4 separate regions of the Mus musculus genome follow, and all the other regions are linked to region 1. The links are chromatin loops, found by intact Hi-C in ENCODE. Cell type or tissue: heart. All regions are shown on one strand. Region 1 holds the start of Fbxw7 (F-box and WD-40 domain protein 7). Region 2 overlaps Fbxw7 (F-box and WD-40 domain protein 7). Region 3 overlaps Fbxw7 (F-box and WD-40 domain protein 7). Region 4 overlaps Tmem154 (transmembrane protein 154).

The links. Hi-C counts contacts between places; a loop is a spot of excess contacts. Peaks named below come from ENCODE experiments on the same cell type or tissue, not always from the same donor. Only the 100,000 strongest peaks of a DNase experiment are listed, where the experiment ranks them.
Region 2: a loop joins it to region 1, with 2.4 times the contacts of the local background. A loop is called at or near these places in 2 of 42 quality-filtered maps.
Region 3: it touches region 1 in a loop (2.1-fold over the local background); 2 of 42 quality-filtered maps call a loop at or near these places.
Region 4: it touches region 1 in a loop (2.4-fold over the local background); 10 of 42 quality-filtered maps call a loop at or near these places.

Annotation. Positions count from the first base shown.
Region 1 is chr3:84,811,040-84,819,039 of GRCm38, forward strand. Fbxw7 (F-box and WD-40 domain protein 7) reads left to right here and starts at 4,538. Exons shown (of 14, transcript NM_001177773.1): 1 at 4,538-4,730. It overlaps Gm35486 (predicted gene, 35486), which reads right to left and starts at 3,394. Exons shown (of 1, transcript NR_165832.1): 1 at 1-3,394. In heart, no CTCF peak of the experiment used is centred here; DNase peaks (open chromatin) are centred at 3,432, 4,292 and 4,622; H3K4me3 peaks cover 3,401 bases; H3K27ac peaks cover 2,187 bases.
Region 2 is chr3:84,886,204-84,894,203 of GRCm38, forward strand. All of the region lies in intron 3 of Fbxw7 (F-box and WD-40 domain protein 7), which reads left to right. Among named protein-coding and RNA genes, the nearest start is that of Gm40080, 12 kb to the left of the region's middle. In heart, a CTCF peak has its summit at 3,672 (motif pointing left); no DNase peak of the experiment used is centred here.
Region 3 is chr3:84,866,203-84,874,202 of GRCm38, forward strand. The region is part of intron 3 of Fbxw7 (F-box and WD-40 domain protein 7); the gene reads left to right. The region is part of intron 1 of Gm40080 (a long non-coding RNA gene); the gene reads right to left. Among named protein-coding and RNA genes, the nearest start is that of Gm40080, 8.3 kb to the right of the region's middle. In heart, a CTCF peak has its summit at 4,138 (motif pointing left); no DNase peak of the experiment used is centred here.
Region 4 is chr3:84,689,750-84,697,749 of GRCm38, forward strand. Tmem154 (transmembrane protein 154) reads left to right here. Exons shown (of 7, transcript NM_177260.2): 5 at 795-880; 6 at 2,746-2,803. Among named protein-coding and RNA genes, the nearest start is that of Tmem154, 28 kb to the left of the region's middle. In heart, a CTCF peak has its summit at 3,255 (motif pointing right); a DNase peak (open chromatin) is centred at 6,962; H3K4me3 peaks cover 322 bases; H3K27me3 peaks cover 312 bases.

The DNA.
Region 1 (8,000 bases):
ATGCTAGCTCTTGCTCTCAAGGGTAAATCCATTCCTTCATAGGCATTAGAGTCTCCTTAATTGGCATTCTAACACATACTGAAAACCAGCAGAGGCAGTCAGCCTTTAGTACTGAACAACTACTAGATTCTTGGACCTCTCTTTGGTTGTTGACTAGCTGTTCTAATAAAGCCCCCTTCTTTAAGTTCTGTTCCTCTAGAAAGAAGGCCCTCAACAGAGTCAATAACAGGGGGAACCTAAGTTAACACTGAAGTGAGTTCTGCTCAACACTCAGCAGGATTTGAAGACTGAGTTCTTGCCAAGCGTTGTGAGGTGTGGAGCAATGGCATGCATGTAGCAAATGTGACCTAGAATGTTAGACGACACGCAGCATGATTTATTCAAGCTTATGACATACAATCCCAAGTACACAGTATACAGAAATTTATGTAGATGAGATGGATTAAAGTCTTAGGAAAATTTCAACAGTATTTCTAACAGCCTAGAACTGAACCCAGACTCCTATCAGCAACACGGCTAAACAAACTGTTATATATTGTTACAATGGAACACTGAATATTCATAAATTAAAGGGAACAAATTACAGCTATACGAACCCGAACAACATATGGATTACAGTCAGGTTGAGCAAATATGGTAAGCATAACAGATTACACATTATCATTCCCTCTATAGAACATTCACAAGAAAGGGAAAAACTAAACAATGTACTGCTTAGGGAGGAACACCTGTGACAGAACAATGACGGACGCAAGGAAACGAGTACCACAAATGCCAGGGAATGTCCACTCTCCCAGAAGGGAGACTTGTTTAGGAAGGCCATTACAGGGCTTTGGAGGATTAGCAAACTCCATTTATTGGCCTGTTTGACTGCTTACATGGTAGTTTCTTTGATAATTACACCACACAATTGTCTTACATGTTTAAAGTATATTTCACAATAATGCTTAAAATGAACTGATATGCTATAGTGTGTTTTTAGAAATTTTGCCTGTTAATCTGTTATATAGTTTGACAGTAGAAACCAGTGATGTGGGATAATAAAACATTGAGTAGTTTCTCAAACAAGCTCCCTTTCTTTTTCCTTTTTTTTTTTTTTTTGACACAGGGTTTCTCTGTGTAGCTCTGGTTGTCCTGGAACTCACTCTGTAGACCAGGCTGGCCTCGAACTCAGAAATCCGCCTGCCTCTGCCTTCCGAGTGCTGGGATTAAAGGCATGCACCAACACTGTCCGTCAAGCTCCCTTTCAAGGGAAAAGTTATAAACCTTACACAGAGATCCCTTTGTCCCACTTTAACACAGTATACAGATCTTGGTGATAAACTGGTGAGTCAGGAGAAGAACTGGGTTACCTGAAATAAGTTTTTCTGACTTACTTTTCAGAAATATGATTAAACGGATATATCTCTCCTCTAGATTCACAGACAACACAAGGATCTGAAAGGATATAGAACAAACTGGAGAGGTAGGAATTTTGTCCTCTCCAGCAGCCAGTTGTAGAACAGCTGCTTGCTCCTGTTACCAGGCAGGACAGGGACGTGAATGACCTTACTCAGTAAGTTTAATTCCTGAGCAGGCTGCTCAGGGCTCTTGTGAGTGCCACTCTGACCCTCAGCGATGATCTGACACTCTGCATGGTGCACTCCTCCGAAAGCATCCTTGGCTGCACAGCTCTGACTCTGAGGTGCTCAGCTTCCCAAACCCCTATACACCTGTATTTTATTTCTTTACTTCCTACTGTAAGGAAGAGAGTTCAACAAAAGGATTAGGTTGGAGCCATGCTGGCCTACTGTTTATTAATTGATCTGATTCCCTGTGAATCTTATTGAATACAGCCTGTGAATGGATCTTGTCTGTAGACAGTCAAACCCAGGGTACTTAGGGCAAGTTATATGACTCCTGGGATTTCAGAAGGACCTGGTGCAACTTGTCTCTCCTTGCTTTTGTGGCATCCTCCTCTTCCCTTCACTCACTCTTGTTTTTGTAGCCTTTGAACAAAAATGAACCCTTGATTTATCAACATAGGCATTTTCTTGATCTACTTTGCACGAAGTGGTAGCAGCCGTGGCATAAACCTGGGCTTGCTTCTTAAATGCGGACAGAGCATGTTTGGTCCAATCTCCCAAGAAGGGTGGAGAGACCCGAAGCACTTATGATAGCCATCGCTGTAGCTTCCAGAGGGACGGGGTCCAGCCACACAACTGTTTCCCTTCATCTTTGCTGCTGCTTTAATCTCACTGTCACACCACTAAGGAGGGCAAGTAAGTTCGTAACAGATTTCTGAGCGCTGTAGTTCTTTTATCTCGAAAATTCTTTTATTAGAGAACCACAGCTTACATTTCATGAGTTTTTCCTTAAACATTTCCTAGCCCAGAATCTGTAGGACAAACGGCCCAATAGATTTATTAATAACATACTCCCCACAACACACACACACACACACACACACACACACACACACACACACGAGAGAGAGAGAGAGAGAGAGAGAGAGAGAGAGAGAGAGCGCGCGAGAGCGCTTTGAAGAAAGACCTGAGAGGCGCCAAACTCTTTTGAAGATGGTTAAGGGGCACTCTGTTGACAAAATCTAAAAAGCTCCAAAAAATCCAAACAAGCAAGAATTACTTTTAAAAGGGGGCTCGACTACATTCGCCCCTTGAAAACATAGAAATCCCCTAAATAATATCCTAGATGTTGATTCTCTTTCAGCCCTGTTCCCCAGTCCTGCCAATTCGCCTCCTTTCCCACAAAACTCTGAAGTTGCGACTCTGAAGAAACGGCATCCTTTTTCTTTCGTGGCAGGGGGCGGGTGGGGGTGAGGAGGGAGATGTAGTACAACTTGTTTCTACGCTTCAACTTACAAAACGCGTGCGCTTCCACTATCACCTCTGAGTCCCGCTATTGCTGTGCTAGAGGCATTAATTCATTCATTCACTCATCAAACCTTCGTAGTGCACTACTACACACAATGCGGCGCAAGGTTTCACCCCACGCCAAGGGAAGGGTGGGACGTTCGCTCCCGGGAGCAGGTGCAGCCACTGGCTGTAGGTTAACTTTTCCAGCCGTCTCTCGGTTCCAGGATCTGCTCCGGGCCAAAAGCCTCACCTTCGGGTGTTGCGCGCCCTAGCCCGATCCCGGGCCTCCTCATTCCCAGAGGAGCAGTCCGCACCTGCCCCGGAGGGAACGGCGACAGAGCTCCCTCTCCGCGCCGCCCTAGGGTCAGGGGTAAGATCAGGCGGTAGCTTAGGCTCGCCTGGGCTCCTCCCCTTCCTCTCTTCAGTTCTGACGCGGCCGTAGAGGCGGCGGCGGCAGCGGCGGCGGTAGCAGCAGCAGCAGCAGCAGCAGCAGCAGTCCCGCGGCCCGAGGCGCACCCACCCGCTCGCAGATCGCGACTTCCTCTTCCCTTGGTGCGTCATCAGAACGCGCCGCAGCCTCCCAGGGCGGGGTGGCTGGAGATGGGGAGAAGAGGCCCGGAGAGGAAGGCGCAGAGAGGAAGGGGAAGGGAGGGGGAGGAGAGCGGTTGCTAGGCGACTTACGTCATCGCTGGGCGCCACTCTCCTCCCGCCCCTCTGTGGAGTGAGGCGAGAGCCCCGCACAGAGCGAGAGAGAGACAGAAGCTGAGCTTCGGGCGCTGCCGCCGCCGCCGGGGAGAGCGTGAGAGCGAGTGAGTGAGCGAGCATCCGAGAGACCCGGCATCCGTGCACTGGCCGCCGCCAAGACCTTTGCCGCAGCCCGGGCCATCGGGAGCCGCGGCCGCCGTCGGCTCCCCCCCTTACATTCCCGGCCGGCAGCGGCTGCTGCACACGCCGAAGCCGGAGCCCCAGCCGGAGCCGGAGCCGGAGCCCGAGCCCGAGCCCGAGCCGGAGCCCGCGGCCGGGGGGCAGGGAGGCGGCTGCCGCGGGTCGGGACTCGTAGCTGCTCAGCCGGGAGAGGACGCCCGCGAGGGGCTGGGCTTTCTGCCTCGTCCCGGACTGTGGGACGAAGGACCCCCCGAGGTGTAGGGAGGGGGTCCCGGCCGCCGCGACACATGCGGGAGCCGGGAGCGGGGGCGGCGCCGATCCGAGCCCGCCGGGTCCCCAGCCTTGCCGCTGTCCACACCAGCCGCCCGGGGCCGTAGCATCCCATAGCGGAGTGTATGAACCCCGGCCCCCAGCCCAGGAGCCACCTCCGGGCCGGGGGGGCGGGGACCCCGATGTGAAACGGCCGCGGCGGCGTGGTGAGCGGCCCCGGCGCCGCTGTCCTCTCCTTCCCCTCCCCTCCCCTCCACCCCCTCTGGGGGGGCTTCTCTTTGGGCCTGCCGCCGCACCCCGGCTCCTCGGCGGGACTCCAGGAGTTCTCGGCGCCCCCTCCCCGCCCCAGCCCCCCAGGGCGGTGGGGCCGGGGGGGAACCTGGGGGGCCGGCTGCAGCCTCCGCCCAGAGGAAACTTTACCCAAACAAAATCTTCGAGCTTTCTGATCGTGACTGTCCCGGGACAAGTGGCCCAGGACGGGCTGAAGCCACCACAGTCTGCAGGGACCCAGGAAGAGAAAAAGCGGTGAGCGAGCGGGGCCGCCACCGCCGCCTCTATCCCAGCAGCGCGGAAGAGACCCGGGTAGCTGCTTGGTGGAGCGACGCTAGCACCGCTTCTTCCTCAGTTCCGCGCCTAGCCAGCCTTCCGCAGCTGCCCGCCTCAGCCCGAAGGAGGAAGGGAGCCAGCCACATTGTCAGCGCCACCGCTCGACTCTGAAGCGTGAGTGGACCCGGGGGAGGGGGACATTATAAGGTGACAAGTGGGAGCGGGTGGGTGCTTTGATGCTGGAGTTCGGCTGTTCCTCGGGAGGGTTGGCAGTGGAAACCTTTCCTTTCTACCAATAGGAGAAAGTGTCAGTTTGCAGGAGTAATGCAAGTACTCGGAGTTTTTTCTTAGAGCAGCTGTGTCTCCAGAGTGGACACTTGCACCTTTTTGGACACTAAACTGAGAAAGCCTATGGCCAGCTCTGTCCCATGCCTTTTCCTGGCAACCTTATTCTGGCAGTGGTTTTTGTTTCAGGGAAACTCCCATGGATTCCCACGTGGGAATCACTTGAATCAACCCTTAATTTTTTTTTTTCCTTTCCTAACTATTGTTTTTGAAGTTGCCTTGGATGGGAAGACCAGATTTCATTTTAGTGCATAGGGGAGTTTGGTGCCCCCAACGCTTTATTTCCCAGGTCTACAGAGTCCGATGTGTAGGGTGCTTGCATGTTTCAGTTGGCTCAGGAAAATCCGAGTTCCTAAGATGCACAACCCACTGAAACTTATTTCAGGGAGAGCACTTAATAAATTACCATTTCGTAAAAGTTGCTGCAGCGCTCTCTCTCTCTCTCTCTCTCTCTCTCTCTCTCTCTCTGTGTTGAGGGAGAGAGGGAGTAATATGTTTTAAGTGGTAGCACATTTTTACTAGGTTTCTACTAGGGACTGGAAGGGCATGCATGCAGCTGTTTTTATTTGGCTCTACTTGTCGACCTTGAGACTTTATACTCTTTTAGGAAAACATTTAGCACTCTGAGTGTTAAATTAGAGGTATAGAAAAGTAATGCTCACATATGTAGGTTAAGCTGACCATCCTAAGGCTTAACGTACTGTAGGATTTCATGTAGCAAGGAACATAGGTAGTAGTTTAAGACTGGAATTCTGGTCTATCCAGACAGCTAAATGTGGGCAGAATAAAGATGCTCTGTAGAAATGACTAGAAACTTGGGAGTATCAATTTATCTACCCATCCATCCATCTTAATTTCTCCATTGAGGGTCATGATTAAATTTGTTTGAAAGTTTTTCACATTTCATGTTTGGGACCTGTTCTCCCCTCCTCTTTTTAAATAATGAACCTCCAAGTTTATCATTCTGCATTATATAGCAATGTATTTCTCTTTGACCAGCCTTCTCAATCTTTCAGGATACAGTTTGTTTGAGGAATGCTAAAACACTGTGAATTTACCTTACCTTGCTTTTATAGATTTTGTTTAATCTCTACTATCATCTGTCCCAACTTTTCTTTTCTTCAAGACTGTTTTTCTATGTTACCTTGGCTGTCCTGGAACTATCTCTGTATATCAGGCTGGCCTAGTGTTCACAGATATGCACCTGCCTCTGCCTCCTGAGTGCTGACTGGGATTAAAAGGTATGTGCCCTGACTGCCAGCCACGTCACAGCTTTTTTGAGTAGCTCCCTCCCCCAACCCTCATTTCTTTGGATAACTTTGCCCTCTTTTTGGATCTCCTAGCCTTTTTTTTTTTTTTTTTTTTTTGTTAGATACTTTGTTCTTCATATGATTTCATGAGACACTTTAAATTTTGCTTAAGTGGGAATTAGTATGAAAATATTGAATGGTAAATTTAACTTTAGATTTAGAATAAAACGTGTTTTTGGATCTGCTAACCTTACTTTGCTACCCTGATAAAGTCATATATTCCAGTTTTGAAAAAGATGATATTTGAGAAACTTAGACTTTAATAGTTTGCTTCTTGGAAAGGAGGAGAGTGGTACTTTGAGTTTGTACTGCATCTAATCAGAGGACCTGCTTTGTGTGTAAATTGGTTTTAAATTATGGAAGTACTTTACTGAATGTAGTAATAACAAGACATTTGCTATTTTCAGTCTTTTGAGGGTGACAGAGACAACCAACTACAAATTGCACAAAACTTTAGGAAAGGTTGAACTGGTGGGAAGGCTCTGTGGGTAAAGCTGCTTGTTGCAAGTCTAAGGACGTGGAGTCTGTCTAATGCCCAGAACCACAGGTGGACAGAGAAACTAACCATACAGAGTTGTTCTCTGACCTGTGTCGTATGTGTGGACATGTGGTGGTAGTACAGTTGTAGTAGTAGTAGCAGTAGTAGTAGCAGTAGTAGTAGCAGTAGTAGTAGTAGTAGTAGTAGTAGTAGTAGTAGTAGTGTAGTAGCAGTAAAAAGAAATACATTTCTTAAAAATGTAGGAAAGGGGACATATATTACCATTATTACTCATAAGATCACTCTGTGTCAGGGAATGCAGTTGCACATTTTTATTAGGGAAATACTGATTTTGGATGACCCAGGAATAATTGGAGTGTCTGAGCCAAATCTTGGAAAGGCTCTTTCAGGAAGAAAAGAACATACACAAACAAAATGTTAAGGGCTTAGCGTCAGAATAAGTAAAAGATGAGATCTAATTAGGAAGTTAGCTTGGTAGGAATGCCTACTGAGGGAGGGAAGTTCCTGACTAGAGTTAAGGTCAGTTTGTGCTTGTATAAGAGAATTTGAAAACAGTGTTCCAAAGAAGGTAGTTTCAGGATATTGGGAGAAATTATATTTTAGGACAGACATTATACTGGCTTTAGGATTTTGTTTCATTAGGAGACTAACATTTTTATATTATGGTCATCTAGGGGGCAGCACAGAAGGAGACACGAAAAAGGAAATGTTTTGAATGTTTTTTAGCATGATGCTAGTTTCTTATGAGTAAATCAGAAACAGGGTAGCAGGCTTTGCTTTGGATGTTGAATTTGGGGTTAAGAGCTAGGTATCTGTACAGTTCATGTGTTAGCTCATTGTTTTTCTTTTCCTCCCTCTCTCTTTAAAACTTTTTCCACTTTCTTTCTCTTCTTTTGTCTCTGTCTCTTGTGCCAGGCTGACCTTGAACTTGTTGTGTACCTTTTAACTTGTAACCACCCTGCTTGGACTTCCTGAATGCTAAATGTACTAGTGTGTGCTGCCATTTCTTGTTTTGTAGTGCTGGGGATGGAACCTAGGCCTTTGTGCATGCTAGGCGGGTACTTTACCAACTGAGCTACATCCTTAGGACCTACCCCGTGCAGCTTTCAAGACTGCAAAATAGTTTGAGTAATATGCTGACAGTGTAGGTAGATGGGAGTCATTTTTAAGCCTTTATATTTCTGAGATTACTGATACGAAATTAAGAGCTGAAAAATGAATTTAAAATTTTGGGACCTGAAGCAGATTTGTGTTGGTATAAGCACAGCTATCAAAAGGAGAGACAGTCCC
Region 2 (8,000 bases), 75 kb after region 1:
CTTCCATACTCCTGTTCATTACCAAGGAGGTCAGGACTCGAACTCAAGCAGGTCAGAAAGCAGGAGCTGATGCAGAGGCCATGGAGGGATGTTCTTTACTGGCTTGATTCCCCTGGCTTGCTCAGCCTGCTCTCTTAAAGAACAAAGACTACCAGCCCAGAGATGGTCTCACCCACAAGGGGCCTTTCCCCCTTGATCACTAATTGAGAAAAAGCCTTACAGCTGGATTTCATGGAGGCATTTCCCCAACTGAAGCTCCTTTCTCTGTGATAACTCCAGCTGTGTCAGGTTGACACAAAACTAGCCAGTACAGAGGCTGATGTGTAGATTCCGTCTGTATTGGCTTTTACCCCTCATGTGACTGCTGCTTACTATACCAGAGGTGTCAGAGGAGGAGTCTTCATGCTGGGTTACCTGAGCCAAAGGATGGCAGCTCCTGCACAGACTACAGTGTCTCTGGAAAGCACTGCTCTTTACAGTCTGCCTGCCAGTCTAGTTTTGCAGCATTTGGTGTTTGGTTACCACGGGTTTGTGTAGGATTTGTGTCTTAGCAGAAAAAAAGCAAAGGGAAGCTGTGGGAGTCAGGCACAGCAACCCCCAGATTACACGGTTCCTTACAGTGTTCTTCCCTTATACCTCCATTGTAAGAGGGCTGTCTGTAAAGTGGGAGTTGCTGCTTCTACTGATAGACCACTAGTGTCTGGAGCCAAGTAAATGCAAGTCTAATGTGTGCTGAGACCACACTAGAAGGCTCCCTGATTTTCAACTCTATATTTTCATAGGAGAAATCTCTTAGAACTTTTTAATCAAAGGCAAACAGGATGATGGAGTTTCCCATAGCCGTTATTGATTATCTTAATTTACAAAACTGAAATCTGAAATGCCCCAGAATCCAAAATTGTTGACTGTCATGTTGGCATACAGAAAGTTTCTGATTTGGGAACAGTTGGACTTCTTGAGATTTTGAAATAAGGAATATGCAGCATACAGCATGTTAAATGCTGTGTGCCAAAATATCGGTCAGCACTGTATATGTACACTCTTATTTAATCTTTAATACTTCTATAAGACAAAGTACAATCATTTGAAATCCTCTCTGCAGATTAGACAGTTGAGGTTTTAAGACACTGGATAACTTGTCCCGTTTTGTAGGTAGATGCTGGCACAACTTGTGTTTGTAGCTCCTCACTACCAATCCGGGCCTCTTATCCACCAAGATTATAGCTTGGGTGTTATGTAGCTGTGTATTTCCCCATCCAATGCTTTAATAACATCCAGCAAGGTTTATATTTTTCATGTCCTTTGTTCCTATTTATTTTTACTTTCAACATAAAACAGCTCTGCTGGAATTGGAATGGCCTGGCTGTGGCCACAGTATTGTATAACTTCCACAGCCTTGGGAGTGAAATTCAGGCAAATATGTTGCAGCAGGTGGTCAGTGCTTAAAATTATTTCACTTGTGATACAGCGTGTGTGTCAGAGGTTTACTCTAACAGTAACATTACGCTTTAACTGTACAGCACCTGGCATAATGTAAGGTTCAGTTGGAGATAATTGTTATTTTTTTTAGTTGTGTGGGGAATTAGAAGGCAGCAAAATAAGAAAGTTGGATGTGTTTGTGTTAGAATTCAAAATTTTATTTTCATTATTTTGCCTTAAAAGTAATTTTAGATGTCAAAGTACTTATAACTTATGTAATACAGTGCTTTTTAAAATTTATCTGCAGCTTTAAAAACTCTTTGTAACTGGTAAGGAAGCATGCATTAGTTACTGTTCTGCTGCTATGATAAAGCACCACGATCAAGGCAACTGATGGAAGGAAGGGTTCATTTAGACTTATGTTCTACAAGGTAAGGATATAGCAGCAGCAGCAGCAGCAGCAGCGGAGAGTTCACATCTGAACCAGAAGTGGGAAGCAGAAAGAGGGAATGCCTGAGTTTTTGAACTCTGCAAGTTCAGTTGCAGTGACTTTCTCCAGCAAGGCTACTGCTCCCCAAGCCTCCTAAAACAGGGCCACCGGCTGGAAGCCAAGTATTCACATGCCATAGACTAGAAGGGGACATCTGACTCTCACCACTACCAAGTGCAGTAAGAATGAATGCATGAGTTTGGGGTGTGCACAATTACAAATTACCAAAACTCATTAGTCCTGATACAAGTTCTAAGGAAGAGAGTTGTGTCTTAGTTAGGGTTTTACTGCTGCGAACAGACACCATGACCAAGGCAAGACTTATAAAGAACAGTATTTAATTGGGCTGGCTTACAGGTCCAGAGGTTTAGTCCATCATCATCAAGGTGGGAACATGACAGGCATGGTGCAGGCAGAGCTAAGAGTTCTACATCTTTATCTGAAGGCTGCTAGTGCAAGACTGACTTTGAAAGATCTGCATGCCTTTCTTCTAAACACTGGGATTAAAGGTGTGGTCCACCAAGCCTGGATTTAAGTTTTTCTTTACCTAGAACTTGCTCTGTTCTAGGCTGGCCTTCAACTCATATCTATTTGTCTCTGCCTCCTGGGATTAAAGGCTTGTACTACCACACCTGGACCTAAATTTAGATGGGTGGAATCTTGCCCCAAGGTCACTTCTCCCTTAATTCAAATTAATCTCCTTGAGCACAGGATTCAGCTCCATTTCACTTCCTGGTGTCCCTTTAGTACTCAAACTTTATATTTTGTATTTTTCCTTTCTCAGCTTGCTACATTTGTTCAAATGTTCTTCATCAGACTTAACCAGAGAACAAAGTCTGTTGGGCTTTGTTGGGACTTCCTTTGTCAATGCAATTATTATAAATCTCTTTAGTCTTAGTCTTAGGCAGTCTTTTCAGACAATGGCCACGTTCACCAAAACAACACAAAACAGTCTCTCACCACATATTAAAGTTCTTCTCCACTGAAACCTCTTGGGCTAGCATGCCTAAACAGTTCAAATGACCCTCAGCACCAGTCTTCCATATTTTACTAGGTTGGCTCATTAAGCCCCACTTAAAGCATTCCTTGGCTTCCCAAACCCAAAGTCTCAAATCCACATTCTTCCAAACAAAAGCATCGTCAAGCCTATCACAGCAGTGCCCCAATCCCTGGTACCAACTTCTGTCTTAGGGTTTTACTGCTGTAAACAGACACCATGGCCAAGGCACCTCTCAGAAGGACAACATTTAACTGGGGCTCACTTACAGGTTCAGAGTTTCAGTCCATTATCAAGGCAGGAACATGGCAGCATCCAGGCTGGTGTGGTGCAGGAGAAGCTGAGAGTTCTACATATTCATCTGAAGGCTGCTAGCAGAATACTGACTTCCAGGCAGCTAGGAGTAGGGACTTAAAGCCCACACCCACAGTGACACACCTACTGCAACCAGGTCACACCTATTCCAACAAGGCTACACCTCCAAACAGTGCCACTCCCTGGGCCAAGCATATATAAACCATCACAAGTTGTCACTGTCTTAATCTTAGGAGGGAGCTTTTCCACAAAAGGAGTAGTCACAGATGGTACTATTTGCTGTTGTAAGTTATGTCTTGTTTGTGGTGGAAGACAGATTTATACGAGTGACTTAGAAATAACCTGCACCAGCTAAGCCTCTGGACCAGCAGCCCTAAGAACTTGTTTCCTGTTCCACTGCCTGGGAATACTTATCTCAGAGTCTAGATTAGGTGAATGTGCCCCCTAGTGTTAGAGTGGGCACTCTGACTGCTTGCTGGTTAAATGGAAGCATCTTTACCCATTTACCAACTGGAACATAAAACTGGCTTTGTACCTGCTAATATTTTCTGTATTCTTAGTATCTTGGTTGGTAGATTAAGGAAATGGATCTATAGTATTTTCTGTTCCATAACTCCTTAATTGCTAGTGTAGGTAATGGATAGTATTTTCTGTCTTTTCTTTTTCTTAGTTTGAATTAGTGCTTGGATTTTTGCCTAGACAAAAGGAGTAACTTGGAATGAAGAAAATGGACTCAAACTTAAAGAGCTGCACACTAATCAATCCTTCGAACGCACATGGAAACCAGAGACCACCCCTACTGTCCTCTTAGTTACACAAGTGGCTGAGGTTAGTGATAAAATCCTCTGCAGCCTCCACTGAATTCAAGCTGTGACCAACACAGCATTGTCTGTATGGAAACTGGTGCCTCCAAGTTGGAGAGTGCTTACAAGTGCTGCCTTGTTAGGTTGGTGCAGAAGTATTGTTCTGTAACCTGAACACTCTGAAAATTTCTTGTGTGAAAAATACAGATTATTACAAACAGGATCTATTTTAATGATTCATTAAGACACTGTTATTTTATCTCTACACAAATGGAACTCTTTGTAAGAGAATCACAGTATTTCTTACCATTTCTTACCTCATAAAACCAGTCAGTACAACTGACCCTGTGTCAACTTGACACATACATCCATCACTAGTAAGCTATAATCTTTCCTTTCTTAATCATCTCCAGATCTATAACTTTAAACTCCCTCATTTTTTACAAATTCAAACACATTAAAATTCCCGTCCCTTTAAAATAGCCAGTTTCTTAAAATCCAAAGTCTTTTAAGACAAAGTCTGAATTGTGGATTCAAAGTCTTAACTGTAGACTCCAGTAAAATACTTTTTTACTTCAAGAGGAAAAAAAAAATCAGGGCACAGTCACAGTCAAATCAAAATCAAACTCCAACTGTCCAGTGTCTAGGATCTACTCATAATCTTCTGGACACCTTCATAGGGCTTGGGTCACTTCTTCAGTTTTGCCCTTTGCAGTACACACAGCTTGTCTTCTAGGCTCTGGTTGGCTCCATTCCACTGCTGCTGTTCTTGGTAGTCATCCCATGGTACTGGCATCTCCAAAACTCAAGCCTCAACTTCTGTGAAGGCCCCTTCAGTTCTGGGCCTTCAACTGCCACTGAGGCGGCACCCTCACCAATGGCCTTTTCTGGCCGCTCCCAGTGCCAAACCTCAGCTGCTCTCCATGACCCCTTTATATCTTTAAAACTTGTATCGTCTGGGTGACTCATATATTCCTATGTCCGGCTGCCAACATGAGGTACAACCTTTGTTGCCTCTGGAGCACAGCTTCTCTGTGCTCTCAGAAAACACTTCTCAGAAGACTTTATTTCATTAATACTGGTCTTTCTTTAATCGGCACTAATTTCTTAGGTCCAGCTAACCAGCAACAAATGTTCTAGGGATGTAAAGGTTTCACTTTAAGTAGTTCTGGTGTCTTGTTAGTCACAGCTACAGCTGGTTCTTTAGCCCCAGCTGGCCAGAACCAGGGTCTAAATCACAGTAACAAATGGCCCGGATAGTCTTTAATCTTCCCTCTGAAACTTCACAAGACAGGCCTCCATCTTTATTGCTCTCAACATTCTTTTTTTTTTTTTTAATATTTTTTAAAGATTTATTTATTTACTATATGTAAGTACACTGTAGCTGTCTTCAGACACACCAGAAGAGAGCATCAGATCTCAGTATGGGTGGTTGTGAGCCACCATGTGGTTGCTGGGATTTGAACTCAGGACCTCCGGAAGAGCAGTCAGTGCTCTTAACCACTGAGCCATTTCTCCATCCCTCCCACCCCCGCCCCTCTACATTCTTATCTTACAGGTTCCTTCAGAACATCCCACTGAGGTGTCAACACTCAATGGTTCTTCTAGCCCAAAGTTCTTACATCCTCCCACAATCCTTCCTAAAACATGTCAGGTCTCTTACAGCAATAACCTTCTGTATTAGTCAGGGTTCCCTAGAGACCCAGAACTTAAGGATAGTCTCTATATTGTTAGGGAATTTGTTGATGACTTATAGTCTGTAGTCCAACTCTCCAACAATTGTCAGCAGTAGCTGTGAATGGGAAGTCCAGGGATCTAGCAGTTGCTCAGTCCCACAAGGCAATCAGGCGAAGAAGAGAGAGTAAATCTTCCTTCTTCCAATGTCCTTATGTTGGTCTCTAGCAGAAGGTGTGGCCCAAATTAAAGGTGTGTGGCTCACGCCTGGATCTGGGACTTGCTTTGTCACTATGCCTCAAGAGCTCCATGCCAAGATCCAGGTCAGAAACTTGTATCTCCCAGATTAGGATCACAGGTGAGTCTTCCAATTCTGGATTGTAGTTCAATCCAGATATAGTTAAGTTGACTACCAGAAACAGCCACTACAATCACCCCTTGTCAACTTGATACAGATAACATCTCATGTCCACATGAAACAATAACAAAGCCAAGAATACACCTAACATGATATACTTACTATCCGTCGTACAATTGCAAACACATTTGTAAATTTACAATGGGGCAATGTCCCTTGAGAACATTCTTTTAGTGTCTCAACTTAAATAACAATTGATGTTAAAGAAATTGGAAGAAAAACAAATGTATTCTAAACAAAATAAGACAGAAGCATTTACATTACTTGATAATCCTCATTTCTGCAACTGGTTACATGGCCTTAGCTGGTATTTATAACTACCTTCCTCTACTACCCATTCTGTATTTCCTTCACCCTTGGCAAACACCTCAGCAGGTCTTGGCTCTTTTCCTGGAGGATTGACCCATACCTTCATTCCTGATGGGTCTGCATCCTTTGTCACCTTGCTTGGATTAGGCTGTTGTAGTTTCCCATTGACTTTAATCACAGGGCATGGTAGTACTAAGAGACGCCCTAAGGGGTCTCCTACATTCCACACATAATCCTGCTTACCTCCATTGTGGAGAGGCAATCCAATTTCCCCATGGTAATCTGGATCTATCACCCCTCCTAACACTGTTATTCCTTTCTTAGCCTGTTGGTTTAAGGGCATTAGAAGCCCAAAATGACCAGGGGGAAGTCTGAGCTTTCAGTTCAATGGAATGTTTGTTGTGGTTCCTGGTATGAGCACTCCCTGCTCTGGATCCCAAACTTCTAGGCCAGCAGAACCTAGAGTTGTGGGGACAGGATGCAAAACATTTCCTATAGGTTCACTGGGAGTGATAATGAGTGGAACTATTCCCTTTTCCACCCCTTGATTCCTGGACCCATGGATCCTGACTATGGGGGAAACTCTACCATATATTGGATGCTGATTCAAAGCATATACTGCCTTCTGAAGAACTCTGCCCCAGCCTTCCATGCTGCTGCCACCTAATTGGTGCTGTAACTGTGTCTTCAAAAGGCCATTTCATCTTTCTGTCAGACCAGCTCCTTTAGGATGATAGGAAACATGGTAAGAGCTGTAGCACTTTGCTGGCTGTGAAATGAGTTCCTTGGTCAGAAGCAATACTGTGTGGTATACCATGACGATGGATAAGGCATTCTGTGAGTCTGTGGATGGTGGTTTTGGCAGAAGCATTACGTGCAGGAAAGGCAAATCCATAACCAGAAAAAGAATCTATTCCAGTAAGAACAAAACATTGTCCTTTCCATGAAGTAAGTGGTCCAATGTAGTCAACCTGCCACCAGGTTGCTGGCTGGTCACCTCGAGGAATGGTGCCATATCTGGGGCTCAGTGTTGGTTTCTGCTGTTGGTAGATCTGGCATTCAGTAGTAGCTGTAACCAGGTCAGCCTTGGTGAGTGGAAGTCTGTGTTGCTGAGCCCAAGCATAACCTCCATCTCGACCACCATGGCCACTTTGTTCAAGTGGTCATTAAACAACGACATGGATGGCTGGGGAAAGAGGCTGACTGTCCACAGAACAGGTCATCTTATCCACTTGATTATTGAACTCCTCCTCAGTTGAAGTCACCTTTTGGTGAGCATTTACATGGGACACAAATATCTTCACATCCTTTGCCCATTTGGAGAGATTTATCCACATACTTCTTCCCCAGATGTCTTTCTCAACAATTTTCCAGATCTTTCCAGGTCCTTGACCATCCAGTCAATCCATTGGCTATAGCCCACTATGCTGGTACTAACTTGTCTTAGGGCTTTTAATGCTGTGATGAAACATCTTGACAAAAGCAATTGGGGAGAAAAGAGTTTATTTGACCTACACTTTCCAATCATAGCCGGTCATTGAAGGAAGGCAGGACAGGAACTGAAGCAGAGCAGGA
Region 3 (8,000 bases), 55 kb after region 1:
TTTTTTGGTTGTTAGTAATGTGTATTGTGAACTAGTGTGGATATATATTTTCACTTCTTTTGAGCATGTGTGAATGGGGAGGGGTTGAGAATTAATCCTTTGTGTTTCTTTTCAAGTAGTGGTCAAAATAGCAATACACTGGGGTCCTAGTCTCCACATCCGCATGGGCAGCCATGTGTGTATTTTAGTCTTCCTGGTTGGTGTGAAAGGACACTTCATTGTGGGTGCTTACTGGCCGTTTGTTGTCTCTGAAGAAAGAGCCATTCAAGTATTTTGCTCATTTTCCAGAGCAAATACTTTTAATTTTGAATTGTGATCATTTTTTTTACGTGTTATGAGTAGTAGATGTTTATTCAGTATGAGAGTTCCAAGTATTTTCTTCTTTTCTATGGATTATCCTTTTAGTTTGAAAAAAAAAGTCATTGGAAGAAATGACCCATTTTATCAGATGGGTTTCTCTGTAGCCCTGGCTGTCCTGGAACTCACTCTGTAGACCAGGCTGGCCTCGACCTCAGAGATCTAACTGCTCTGCCTCCTGAATGCTGGGTTTAAAGGTCGTGACACCATTGCCTGGCAGAATGAAGTGAAAGGTTTTAATCTTGATAGAGCTCAGCTTTCATTTTGCTTTGCGTGTGGCACAAAGTTACACGTTCATTTTAAAATAAGTCATTATTGATAGTTTAGGTCTGTAATAGGCTTCACCCTAAGTCCATAAAGAACACTGGCATTTCTTGTATCTGACGGCCAGAGCACAAAGGGAAGGATTTCTACTGTATTTGTCTTTCAGTTCCCCATGCATTTGTTTCTTATGTTTGACTCTGTGATTACTCAATACCCGACCCTACCTGCCCTTGGGGGTTGGAGGTTAGGTAGTAAAGAGTCAACAACACAGGCTCCAGGAGCAGGTGAGAAACACCGCAGCAAGCTCTTCTGAAAACTGCTGCAAGCTCCTTTAATACCCTCTACACACACATGCCCATTGGTCCCAAGAACAGCAGTTCCTGACTGGCTGGCACTGTCTGCATCAATCCTTGCTCTCTCAGGCAGTCCGCACTTAGGTCCTCCTGCAGGATATGCTTTTGCGGCTCCTTGCCCCCTCCCGGCATTTACATAAAGGTGACCCCGCTGGTCCTGCTACAGTTCCTATATGAGATTGGTTTATTTATATTAGTCTGTGTTGTATATGATAGCTCCCCCTCCACCTGAGATGAGACAGGGTCTTGTGCATCTCTGGCAGATCCTGGAGATCTCTGCTTCCTAAGTACTGGGGTTTTTGAAGTTTTCTTTGCATGCCTTTGGTTTCTGTTCTGGAAAGAAAATAGATTCATAGGAGACTTATCTTTGTTACTTTTTGGCTGAGAATGTTCTTCTGATTTGGCATGTGGCCAGAAGCTTTCTGAGAGCCTCACAGAACACAAAGCTGATAGAAGAAGTGCTGGGAAGAAGCTCTGAGGCAAGATGGCATCAGAGGATGTGAGCCATGTATCTGAGTACAGTCTCTGCCCAGTTCTTTCACTGACTACCATAAACTACTCAGGTGCCAGGGTATCAGGCTGATAAATAGGAAGGCGTGGCTCAAAGGTGAAGGAGCTGAGCACAGGCAGTAGCTACATGCTGCAAAGGACAGTTTGGTGTTCCCATTCACAACACTAAAACCACAAGTTCCTCTGAAAGATTATAGCAAAGTCCAGATAGACTCTTACATTGTTTACATAAGGAATTCTGTTTTCAAAGGGCTCAAGAAGAATACTTAGGAGTGAATAGATAAAGCATAGAGGCACTTTAAAGATGCAGGAGAGAGTTTTAGGGCTGTCTGGAAGGAGAGTTAATTAAGTAACAAAACAAGTGTTTAGCAGTGAGGAGAGTCAATTAGCTTAGAGTAATAAAAGCCATCAACTGGAAGGATGGGAGGATGAAGAGTCCAAGTCAGAGGCCTGCGAGAGGATTGCTAGCCTGTGATGGCACAGGACCATAAATAATGGCTGCAGACTCAATTCAGGGGGAAGTGTCAGCCTACAAAAGCAGGAAGTTCAGGCAGAATCAACATAAAAGAGTCCACATTTAGCTAAGTAAGTGGTCTAGCTGCTTAGTTGCAGAGAAAATCTTGTAAGCACTAATAGAGAAAGAAGTTATCATGTTGGCTAGTTGAGGAACTAGACATTCAGTGAGCTGAAAGAAAACCTAAAAGATGCGAATTTGTTACCGTAATTTGAAAGTAAAATAAAGACATGTTCAGATAAACACTGGGGTTTTCTATCATCCCACCACACTTATGAACAGTTCTATAGGAAATTGATTGGTTTGAAGGGAAATAGCCCCAGAAGTCATATCGAAGCTAGTAAATACATAATGTACTATATTTTTCTAATTATAAAAAGCTATATGATTTCCTTACTGTAAAAATGACTAACTATAATACTATATTGTTGACTAATGAAAACATTTATCAAATTATACTGTTTCTTTTTGACTAAATTTGGATTTTTTTGTTGTCGTTGAGGATTTTTATTGTGCTTTTGCTTATTTGAATGTATCTCCTGTGAAATGTCTGAGAAATGACCTATTAGACTCTTTAATAAGATATACCATGACAAGTGGATGTTAAATGATATTTAGTCTTTCAACATCTCAAATCTGCTAGGTCTTTAATTTAATTTCAGGTTGTTTAATAGCATATTGTCACTTTGAAATGTGAGAATTTTCTAACAAATCTGACATTGTAATTATTTCAGGTAGGCCATTCAGTTGATTGCATTTACACTGCAGTCCATATGCCTTTCACTGCCTGTATGCAGAACTTTCTCCTTACTCCCGCCAGAAACTCTGTTCCCAGTAAGCAACAATCCCGTAGTTCCTCTTCTTTAAGTGTTATTAGACCGTCTGTCTGAGCCATGAGAGTGCTGTAAATTCTCAACACGAGCTGCTCAGACAGCTGTTTGCAGACTCTTCTCAGTTTGTGACTGATTCTTCAGAAATATAAAAGCTTTGCTGCTGAGGCCTCAGAAGGAGGTAAGGGAACCTGGGAGAGAAAGCGGGAATTGGGGCTAGAGAGATGATAGAAGAGGTGAGGACTCTTGCTACTCTTGTAGAGACTGGGGTTTATCTCCCTGCACCAACATTAGGCAGCTCGAAACTTCCTCTACCCTCCTCTCAGTGCCCCTTAAGACATACATGCATCTGCCCATACAAACACACATGCACAGCACTAGCATGCTCACACACAAATAAGTAAATAAGAATACTTAAAGAGAAGAAAGCTTTTTTTTTTTTTTTTTTTAAAGGAATCAATGAAATGCTCATGAATAGACTGCTGGTGGAGATGTAAATGTTAAAGGTTGGTGAGGGTCACACGTGTGGAGGACACAGGGCCTCACTGAATGTAGACTTTCCCAGTGGGTTAGACTGGCTGGCTAGTGAGCCCCTCATGCTTCTGCTTCTACCTCCTAGTCTGGGATCGCCCCAGGATTGCCATTACATGCTAGCCTTTTTACATGGGGAGCTGAACTCAGGTCTCCATGCTTGGACAGCAAGCATTTTGCCTACCTAGCCATCCCCTTAGCCCCTAAATTTATAGTTTTCATAAAATGTCAGTATCACTTGAAACAAACTTCTTTTAGAGCTGGGGACCAAACCTGAGGATTTGCCAGCTCTACCACTGAGGTGTTTCCCTAACCCTGTGTGCTTAGGAGTTACCATAAAGACTTTGTCACTTCTTTTTGAACACATGAACATTGTGCAGTTTAATGCAAATTTCAGAACTTCCTTGTTAAAAATTGAATTTATGATAGAAATTTATTTAGCTTAATATATTAGTCTACTTAGATTAGCTTATTTATTGAGGAAAATTATTTGGAAACTGGAAGTACATTGTTTTTTGGATCATTTTAATTGGTAACTTCTGATAATGGCAGTGAGTACATTTGAATTATAAAATCTATACAGTCAGCCCTTATCTACCTTTAAATCCTTTACAGTGTGGTCTTGTTTGCTTGTTTTTTGATGGAATCATATGCAAGGATATAATTGTTGTGTTTTTAGCCATTACTACATTGAAATTCAGTGTCTAGGTTTAAAGTAAAATGTAATGTTACTTAGTATGAAATTACTAAACATTACAGTTCCCTCTTCTGTCACTTCAGAGTTACTGCACCATGCTTAGCTTTAAATAGCTGACCAGAAAACTGTGTACCAATTGTATTGTTAGTATTTCTTTAATAGTTGAATTTAGAATATTCACTGCCAAAAGTTATTTGTAGGTAATATGGGAGATTGGGTAACAAGGCAAGTAACACAGTGAAAAACACAGGCATTGTACAATTGATGGCATCAGCATGTTTCTGCTGGACTGGGCAGGGCATCTAGGCACCCAGCGGGGTGGATTAAGGCGAAGGAAGAAGCCGGTGGAACGGAGTGCTACTCCATTCATCTGCGCGGACTTCTTTACTTTAGATGTTTTTGAGACAATGTGGAAAATTTGACTATTGACTGGTGTTAATGAAATGTGGTTAATGTGATCTAATTGTGTGGTGATTCTGTGAACATGAGAGGCACTTGTGAAGTGTGTGTGTGTGTGTGTGTGTGTGTGTGTGTGTGTGTAGTAAGTAGGCATGGTATATAGGACTTAATTTAAAATATCTGCAAGGAAGAAGAAAAGTCAAAGCAATATTGGTGATATTTTGAATTGAATATAGGTGTAATAGATATAAAATATAAATAATATACTGTTTTTTTAATGTATATTGGAAACTTTTCATGTAAAAATTCCAGATTTTTACCTACTGACTGTTTTCCTGGTACCACAAATCCTCTCCTAGCATTTACAAGTCTTCTGAGATATTGGAGAGCTTTACTTAAATTTTTGTTGCAGAAATGAGGCTCTTGTAAACCATTTAACCTTTCCCTTTGTATTTTCTTCTTGTTATCTGTCACCATTGATCATAGTAATTATTCTGGTTGTTACGTCTTTTTTTTTTTTAAACTTTATTTTGTCTTTGTTTTGGGAATATAAATTTAATTCTGGTGGAAGAGATTTGTTTCTGTTGCAGTACCTTCATTACAATTGTTTTGTTTTGTTTTTCGAGACAGGGTTTCTCTGTATAGCCCTGGCTGTCCTGGAACTCACTTTGTAGACCAGGCTGGCCTCGAACTCAGAAATCCACCTGCCTCTGCCTCCCAAGTGCTGGGATTAAAGGTGTGTGCCACCACGCCCGGCTCCTTCATTACTCTTAGTTGCCTAGCATATTAGATGCTTAATAAATATTTCAATGATTGAGAGAATGGGAATTAGTTCTAGAAATCCAAGGACATGGAGTTTGGTCAAGGACAGAGCAAAAGAGAATGTTTTTGAATCTTATGAGGCTATGGAAACCTTAACCTTTGGAGAAAAATGTGGGCTAATATGTACAGATTTGGAAGAGTAAGTCACCACCTCTTGTTTTTTCACTCTAAAACCTTGATATTTCATACATTCAGCATAGTCCCAACAACAGGAATTCCTCTAAGTTATTGTGCTGTGCTTTTCCAATTGTCTTCAAAATGTTCTCTGACTTTTTGAGGCAAATCTTACTCTGATTTCCAACTTAACATGGAAGCGGTCCTCCTGCTCAGCCTCTCAGCTCTCCAGGACTTCCTGCCTGTGTTGCCATGACTGTACTTATTTATCTGTATGATGTACCACTTGAGTCTGGTGTCTATGCAGGCCAGAAGAAGGGATTAGTACAGATGGTTGTGAGCTGCCATGTGGGTGCTGGAAATTGTACCTGGGTCCTCTGGACGAACAGAACAGCCAGTGCATCTCTCTAGCCTTGAATAACTAACTAACTAACTAACTAACTAACTAACTAACTAACACACACACACACACACACACACAAAATAACTATATTCTCCTTAAACAAAATAAGAAGGATGGCATTGTGTTTCATTTTTGTAAATGTATTTAAGGTCTGGCTTGAAATATGTTTTAGCTTTTGTGTTTAGCCAAGTGAGAGACAGGCTGTAAAGTGTAAGGAAACTTCTCAGGTAAATAACTACAGGTGTCTTCTTATAACATAGATTGAGAATGACAGACTAAGCAACATCCTAGGAGTACTGAAAACAGTTGTGGTCTCATAGATTCCATGCAAGGATCCTGGGAACCCTCCATGTTGCTGGAGTGAATAATTTCTCACTGGGATACTGTTTATGAACAACATGCTATGTTTGTAAATGGAAGAATCATTGTTTAAAGATATACTAGAACCGGTTTGGTGAATTTATATTTGAGACATTTTTCTTAAAGACTGTTGACAGTACCTTATGTTTACTTACACAGATAAAAATGGGCCAAAGAATGTCCTGCCACAAAGTTGTGTTTGTAGTTTTCTGAGGATGGATGAATGGACTGATGGACAGATGGGTGGATGGAGGGAGCAGGGGAGGGAGCTGGAGATCTAACCAAGGCCCTTGTTCATGCTAGGCAAACACTCAAGACCTCTACTACATACAGTATTTAACTTCTCAAAGGAAGAATTTGACATTGAGTTACTTATAGTTAAGAAGGAAACTAGTTACTTTATTGAAGTAATCATGAGGGCTGGGGATGTGGTTATGATGGCTTGAATGAGAATGGCCCCCAATGATTCATATATTTGAAAGTTTGGTCCTTAGTAGGTGAAACTGCTTAGGAAGGGTTAGGTGGTGTGGGTTTTGTTGAAGGAGCTGTCACTAGGGGTTGGGCTCTGAGGTTTCAAAAGCCAAGACTAGGACCAGTGTCTCTCTCTGCCTCAAACCTGTTGACAAGATATAATCTGTCAGCTCCTTTTCCAGGGCCATGCCTGCCTGCTGCCATGCTTCATGTTGTAGTAGTTATGAGCTCACCACCTGAAACTAAGCAAGCCTCCAGTTAAGTTCTTCTAAAAAGTTGTTTTGGTCCTTATGTCCTCAGTGCAGTAGAACAGTAACTAAGACAACGGTATATTCCTTGCTTACCATGCTTAAAGCCCTGGGTTCCATCCTTAGCATCACACAGGAAAGAAAAATCATACTTTTAACTTATTATTGATAAATTATTAATAAATAATGTTTTCTCTACTTTTTAAAAGGGCCTGTAGGTAGACTTGATTAAATATGCACTGTCTTTTTCCCTCCAGAACAGTATTATGCTCATTTTTCTGATAGTTAATAAATGTTTACTTCTGTTGGTTAGTCTTCAAGTTCTGTCTGTATGCAACATAGTGATCAGTATTACATTGAATTAGTTAACAGGGAAGAAAAATGATAAATAATGAAATAACCATTATTGCTTACATTCTATTTTTGTTAGAACTAATTTAAGAGCCAAGGGATATTGGGGATGGTATAGGGAATGAGGCTGATGAAGCATTTCATGCTTTTGGGTATTTCATTTTATTTTATTTTGTTTTTCAGGACAGGGTTTCTCTGTGTAGCCCTGGCTGTCCTGGAATTCACTTTGTAGACCAGGGTGGCCTCGAACTCAGAAATCCGCCTGCCTCTGCCTCCCGAGTGCAGGGATTAAAGGCGTGCGCCACTACGCCCGGTGTGGATCTTTTATTTTAGGCCTTTGTAGAAGCAGTAGTGATGCTGAGGCTGGTCAGATACCTGGCTTTCATTGAGAGCAGCATATATTTGCTGGGGACTTTAAATTGATTCTTGCTTTATTTTGTACACAGTGATGTATGTTCTGAGCATATTCTGTACTTATTGGCGGAGTAAATTATGTTAGATGTTAATGCTTGGTACCTGTTCTTACACTAGCACAATACTTTATTTATTTATTTATTTATTTATTTATTTATTTTACCTTCTTTAGCTCCCCTACTTCCCATATTTGCTAGAGAGGTTTATTAGCAGCAGTTAAGACTGTACCCTAATGTCTCTGATGAGCATCTCAAAAGGTAGCAACATGGCTAAAGCTTGCTTTTACAAGTTCTGTTGATAAATCATTTTAGACACTTAGTCTGATAGTCCCTTGCATTTTCCATGTACTGTGTTCTTTGGCT
Region 4 (8,000 bases), 120 kb before region 1:
TTGTCACAAGGAACATGAATCTTACTTTCCAAACCTTACCCAGGAATGTCTGCTGTGGTCACCTTTGAGAAAAGAGTTTTTGTCTGGCTGCTACCAGTGCCAGATGCATAGCAGTTAAATATCCTGGCCCTGGGTGAACGCCAAAGACACCCAGTGATGCCTCCCCTGCCCCTCCCATCAGCCTCTCTGCTGTAGATCCTGCCTGCTTCATCTTCCAGTGCAGCACCCACAGTGTGTTCAGGGCTGGGGGCCTTTCCTTCCTCTCTCCATCTATCCTGACCAGAGCTTTTTCCCCTATCCACTTCCTTGAAGCCCGGGAGACGGGCCTGAGGCTTTTCTAAGAGCTGCTATTCCATTCCTCTTAGCTAGAAGAGCCTAGGCATTGAAGGAGACCAGACAAAAGCAGCCTGCTGTCCGCTCTCTTGATCTGGGTCATTGTTCAAAACTCCAAGAAAAGAGAAGTGAGACCAAGCAAGACCAGGAGGCTAAATGAGAGGGCCACTGAGCACCTTGGCAACCATGCCTTTGGTCTCCAGAGAGCAGCTTCTCTTTTAGTCCACTCCCTCCCTGGCCTCTGTGTCATCCAGTTGGGCCTTAGTGACAGAGGAGGGCTCATTGGGGATTTTGCCTTTCTTCCTGCCAGAGTTAGATGCTCTCTTGGTTAGGGTAAACCCAGGGCTAGCTCAGATTGTTTCTAACCAGTCAATATTCTAGACTCTTCCACAAATGAAAATCATCCTACCGAGCCTTTTCTTTTTTTTTAAAACACGCATGCATTTCTGTTCTCTGTCTAGCCCTATTTTTGAAGAGGACACACCCTCTGTTATGGAAATAGAGATGGAAGAGCTTGATAAATGGATGAACAGCATGAACAGAAACGGTATGTGAAAGCCCAAAGTGTTTGCCTCTCTGGTAACGCAGGGTTAGACGGCTGCCTCATCAACAGCTCAGAAAACCTGAAGTCATGCCTCATCTGGCACTCGACCTGTGTACCCCTTAAAGATCCAGTCCAATCATAGTGCCGGGTCTGTTACCACTTGTTTCTATTTGTGTACTAGTTGTTGATGCGGAGCTTTTCAAGAAGAAACTGTGTTTTTGTTTCTGATAGTGTGTGCGCCCGCGCCTCCCCCCCCCCCTCTCTCTCTCTCTGTGTGTGTGTGTGTGTGTGTGTGTGTGTGTGTGGTGTCTGTTACTGGGAATCTAACCCCCACCTCTAACATGCTAGGTAGGTGCTTTTCCAGCCTGGGAAGGAAATCTGATTCAAAAATTATCTGGGGGAAAACATCTGAGATGACCTTCTATTTTCTTGAATTTAGAGAATTCCAGTGGTTGCACAATTTCATCGAGTGCATTTTATATGAACCTCTGTCCAATACACAAGGTGTTAGAGCTGTGTGCCTGTTTAATCATATAAAAGTAAAACATGGCTTTGGTAGCCGAATGGTAAACGTTTGCTAACCCCTGAGTATGGTATTTGTCGGTCTGACTCTAGAACACCCCCATGTCTGTAAATAGCTCTATCAGACAGGACTGCTATACACACTAATAGAGTATTCCCACACAAAAATTTTCAAGTGATAGCTGGTCTTTAAACTGTGTGTCCATTAGAAATCAATGAATTTTTAAATTAAAATTTAAAAAATCAATTAAATTTTCTTGATGCTCATATGAAATTGATAAAACTCACTAGATATACTACTCATATTTGTATGTGTTATAGTTGTGGTGTATACATGTATTGTGAGTGTGTGTGTTTGTGGTATATGCATGTATTGTGTGTGTATGCTTCTGTGCAGAGAAAAACATCTGGTGCCACTCTCTAACACACTCTTTGAGAAGTCCTCACTGAGCCTGGACAGCAAGATGTCTCTGACTCTGTACTCCCCTGTTTGTGTGCACACACGTGCATGCACGCACACGCGCGCGCACACACACTGAGGGGACTTATGTGCATGCACAGCTACATCGAGGCTTTTACAAGGGTGCTGGGGATTTGAACTCAAGTCCTTGATGCTTGTGTATTAAGGAACCCTCTTGACCACTGGATGATCTCTCCAATCGTTTGTATTTTTTAGGACAGACTTACTTATTTATGTGCATGTTCACAGTCTGTGCAACTACTAGCATTCACGTACATTCATGGTGTCTAGAAGAGGGTGTTAAATTGTCAGTGAGCAACCCTGCCTCAAAAATTAGGGTGTAGAGCTAATGAGCACATGAGCATACTTGGGTGTGCATATGGCTACCCAGGCGTAACACACAGACACAGAAACACAGACACACACAGACACACAGACACACAGACACACACACACATGATGTAGTAGAGGAGAAAGAAGAGGAGGTCCCTCCCCACCTTCCTGACGCTTCTGCTGTGGAGCTGTCGTGCAGGCACTGTAGGACCTGAGGTACACCATTTCAGTCCTGCGTCTCACTTCCAAGATGCATATTCTGGTTTGCAGAACACTGTGAGCGTCCAGAGGACGGACTGAGCAAGCAGTGATGGATTGTGTGCCCTTTCAATAGGGGCACGGAACACTGCAGCCCTGTATCTGCGTGATCCGTGCTCTTACCGTTTCAGGAGCCTCGGTGTCATTAATCTTTGAACCTCTAGAACTCCCCAGTGGGGCCATTTCTTCACAGGTAGCCGCACAGAGGCGCAGTCTATTCCCAACTCTGTCAGTTTTGTGGGTAGAAAAAGCAATTCTGGTGACTAACGGTGAATTTCCTTTGCTTCTGTCTTAGCCGACTATGAGTGTTTACCTACTTTGAAGGAAGAAAAGGAACCAAACCCCAGCCCAAGGTACTTGTGATGTCTCTCAGGGATGGGGAAGGGTGGAAGAGGGTCCCGTCTACAGCACAGCACAGCATTTTCTTTGACCTCTTTGTGCCTGGCAATTTAATATGTCAGTTTACAGGGAGGAATGTGCAGTCAGGAATCGTGTTTTGGAAAACACAAAGCATCCTAGTAGCTCTTGAGGTTTCAAAGAGACGCTGTTGAACTGACTTTTGTCTTAGTCCTAAGATTTGCTGATTATAGCAAATTGAATCGGGAAGCTATTTACCTTGGATAGATAGATGTTTGGTAAGGAAACAGAAGGAGGGAACAGCCCAGACAGATAGGTTTTCAATAATTGTGCCTAAGAGGAACATTTTATAAAGCAAGAAACAAACAAAGAACCCTAACCCTCTTGGTCTAGATTAGTATCAGAGAGAAATTAAATGAAAATTAATAACATATCCCAGTCTGCCACTAGGTGGCTCTGCCTGATAGAAAATTTTAGTGCCTTGGGACCAGTGTGATTTATTAGCACTTGACAGTATTATTTAAATGATGTGATCTTTGTGAGGAGAGAAATGAGTGAATTTGGGGGATTTCTGATTAAAGAACAGTTTGCTCGGTATGTGGAAAGAGCAGGAAGGAATTGGAGAATGACTATAGTTTGGGGGTCACCAAGTCACCTGTTGGGGTAACAAAGATGACTGGACAGCAGAGAAGTTGAGCTGTGACGGCAATGGGACTCTTGTGTTAGAGCGCACAGATCGAAGTTTGAGAGCACAACGGATACCCGTGAAAACACGTTACCTGTTCACCCATTGCAGATGCTTACAGATGCAGTCATATAGCACCATAGGCCCTGAGGCCACAGCCCTGCAAGTAAAGACTAGTGGTCAGGTTTTCCTTTGGGGTCTCTGTCTCTGCATTTATTCTAGAATCCTGACATATTAGCTAATAGTTCACCACACTGCATCTCTCTGTGTCACGGACTGACACGGTCCTACCCAGGGCAGCCTCAGCTCTGACCCTTAAGCCCACTCTTAGCAATTACGGCCATGTTACCTCTTGGGGGTTTGTATATGTTACAGTTCATTATGAATTTGAAAAATATTCTATCTTACTTAAATGAGATTCCAGATAATAACAAGAAGGCAAAAGAAAGAAAAAGAATGCCCTGGTTATAGGACAAAGGACATTATGGAGAAATCTTTTCCACATATCTTAACCTTTCCCTCCTAATGAGACAGTGCATAGGTCAATACAGGTCATCTGCAAACTGTGTTTACATTATGACTTGTATGTCAGTACTTTTATATCCTTGATTCCCACTCTGAAATTACTGCCATCCCTGTGGAAAACGACCCTGACGGGTTACAAAGATTAAAAGATTAAAAATCTTTTTTCTTAAATATAGAGAGGTTGGTTCTTGAACTAAGCCGCCTGTGAGACAAAAAGGCCATATCTGTTTGGAGCTCTATGTGAACTTGTCATTTTGCAAGTGAATATCCGAATTCCTCTGTGGGCCTGGAACCATCTGGCTTTGACGGGATGCCTGCCAGGGCTTCATCCCGCTCTCTGGAAGCTGTGCTGGAGTCCTGGGCCACCCAGTCTCAGCTCTTGACCCATCTCTCTAGTGACTTCCACAGACGTATGGTAGCGAAAGTAGAATGAATTCACAGGGAACGCTCCTGTGTTCTTTACCTCTCACATACACAGCCCATCATCAGGGCCTCCCCATGAGTGGGACGTTTGTTACAATCACCTGATAGGTCAGCATCAAGCAACCTTCCTCTGTGGCATCAGCCCCTGAGACGCCCCCCACACCCCATATGTGTACACAATGCTCCAGAAGGCAGGGATGTGACTAAGGAGTGAGTTGAATGAGTGCTGCACTCGCCTGCCCTCCTGATAAGGAGGAACCATTTGTAGCATCAGCATCCCGTACTTCTGGGCTTCTGGGGACTGGCAGCTCCACCATCCCTCCCTTCAGAGCTTCCCCTGGAATCCATCCCAGCCCCTGATTTTCACTTTCCAGTTCTCACTTTCCTATCCTTTTCTGCCTGACTCCTGTTCTCCCCCTCGGCTCCTCCCTCCCGCCTCCCTCCTTCCTTCTCTCTATTCCCTCCCTCCCTCCCTCCCTCTCCTATTTCCCTCACCTCTGCTTCTTTCTTTAACTCTGGATCATACTATGTAGCCCAGGCTGGCCTTGAACTCATAATCTTCTTGAGTATTGGGACAATAGCAGCATTGACACAGATTGACACTTTAATGTATATGATAATATATATTATTTATTAATCACATAATAACACAATTTTATTTACATTTATTTAAATTAGCACAATTTAATATTTATAACTGATCATAAATTAATTGGTATTATATAATTATATATAATAATTGATAAAGTGATTACTAAATTATATTAATTAATATAAGATTGTAATATAATACACTATATATTAATATATCAAATTATGATATAATATATAACATGTCATATATAATATAGTATGATATGTAATGTGTGACATGTGACATGTAACATGTAACATATAATCTATATTTAGGGTATATTAATTGCACAAAATTTACCTCAGAGTAGACATTTTTCTTGAAATGTACATGCTCAGCCCCCAAATAGGATGTTAGTAAGGACCAGGTCTGTACAAACTACTACAAGCCCTTTGCAGTGAGGTTGTCATGTTTACGAAACAATGACAGGAAAGGACAAGAAAAGAGTTTAGGGGAGAAGAGTTCCATATTCTTATTTTCCACCTTAGTGGCCTTTCTCTGCAATCCCCTGTTCTGTGACTTGTGGTGCACAAAAGCTGCTATAGTGGACTCAGCACAGGACAAGCAGAGGTAGCCCAGAGCTGAACAGATCCATTCGGTGGGCTTATAATCAACTGTTCCAAGTCTCTAGACAATGAAGTCCTTTGTCAAACCCCACCCACACGGCACCTCCCAAATGCACTAGATAGCATACAGTCCAGACATCGTCCACCTGGCCCAGGCTAGCCTGCTGCTTCCTTTCTCCTGACTCATGTCTAGTCAGACACTCAGAGCTTCTGTCTGCACCGTGGACCACATGAGCACAGACAGGGAGGCACAGACGTAGCCACGCTCCCGTTTGCTGCTGCTCATCACCATCCAGAGGTGGAGAGTTTACACTGTGTGACCGTGCAGAGAAAGGTCGAGGCATTAAAGTGTCAGTGACTGCCCCCAGTGTTCCCTATCTAGTCCCCACCACCCCAAACAAGAGTGAACTAGATTTGCAGTACCACAAGGGATAGAACGTAATAGTTTGTGTTCTCCAGCCAGAAGGACACTGTTAAAGACTGTGTGTGTGTGTGTGTGTGTGTGTGTGTCCCAGAGTGTGTCTCCACAGCAGGCATGATCTCTGTATCTTGGGCCGATTCCGAGCCTCATTTCTCTAACTCCACCCAGGCCAGGCCTCTGTCGGGAAGAAGGGACTTTGTATAGATGAGAAAGAAAGCTTGATCTAATTGTTATGTGATGTCGTGCCAAATCCAACTCCACACTCTCTGAAACTGAGTCAGAGTGTCGTGACCCCAGAAGGGTTGAGTGGTGGCATACCGCCATGTTCAGAGATGGCTGCATTAGCTGTGGCCATAACTCAGGATTGTTGCAAGATAGATGGGGTCGGGAGGACAGGGTGACTGTCCAGTCTGGACAAACAGTCACTGCCATGAGGTTGAGGGATTTGAGCTGAATCTGTCCCCATTCTGCTGGCAGTGAGCCCGTTGGGTGCTTTCTTGAGGAAAATACAGCCGTGCTTTGTTTAGTTTTACAGTTTGTCCTCCTGTTCCTGTATATGCTTGTGGAAAGGTGTTCCATGTTCTTCCCGTGTTTATATAACACTCCTAGACAAATTACTCTTTAATGTCACTGTCAGAAATAAGTTGCTAAGACTGCACGTGCGCACATCGAGGCAAGCGGGAAGGTTGAAAGCGGAGCTGCCTGCGTGTTTGTTGTGGCTCCGTGGCAGTGCGCCAAGGTATTTTAACAGGGAACTCCAGGATTTGCTAGAGTTAAAAATGCATGGCTTATTTGATCATTTTCCAGAGATGATGAATAGCCAGAGACAGCTAACTAAATAAAGCAATGAGCCTGTGACGGAGAACGCCCTGGCTTACTGTGCTGGGACTCGGGGGAGGAGGCCGCTGACTCACCGCAGGTCTTGTGGATGGATAGATACCACTCCACACAAAACTCCGGAGAGGCAGCTGCTCTCTGGGAACTGCTCGATAGCCCATCAAAGCAGAAGCAGTTTGTGACATGCTGGGACCAAGTCACGTGGCTATGGCATTCCAGAGATCACGCTTTTAGGGAACTGAAGTAAACAATGCAGCTAAACAAAAGGCGTCTCCCTAGAAATGTGAGCTGTGCTTCTGAAGACGATTTCTTAAAGCCTTTACATCTCTGAGACAATGCTGTAGGTAACTCACAAACATTTGTCAGAGCTCAGGCTGCCTAGTACAAATCACCAAGAGGCATGCATGCATGCATGCGGGTGCCAGGCCTGTAGCATGGGGTTTTACCTGTCTTTTTCTCTGTGTTTTCATTTGAGTGTGTGGTGCTGGGGACTGAGGCCAGAGCCTCTCTCACCCCAGCCCCTCATTCATTCTTTTACAACAACCCTATCAGCTTAGAATTGTTAGGTGTGCTTTGCAGATGACATCAGATGAGGATATTAAAGCTAGGAAAGGTTACCTTGCCCCTTGTCATAAAACAAAGACATAACGGCCCCGATTCAGGCTTCGGGCAGATCGTATGTGCTTCTGATGTTAAGAATCTACTTGTTTGTGGATCCCAACCTTGTAACTATCATAAAAGCCCCTATAAATTAGCAACTGCCCAGTGCTAGCACCCACAACAACAAGATGCAAGGCACAATCATTTGAAAGGTCCAAGTGTTTATTTACTGGACCTGAGGAGAAGGTACAGCCTGTCAAAGTGCTTGCCTTTGAGCATGGGAACCTGAGTTCAGATCCTAGCACATAGCACAGAAAAGCTGGGTGTGATCCTACGCTTGACTTTAACCCTAGCACTGTCCCAAGCCAGAGCCAGAGACGTGTTATGTGTTCTGCTAGCGCACAGCCTAGCTCCAAGCTCAGGGAGAGACACTGTCTCAGGAGAGCAAGACCGAGAGTGAGGAAAGAGCAGGACGCTTGACACCCTCTTCCAGCTTACACAT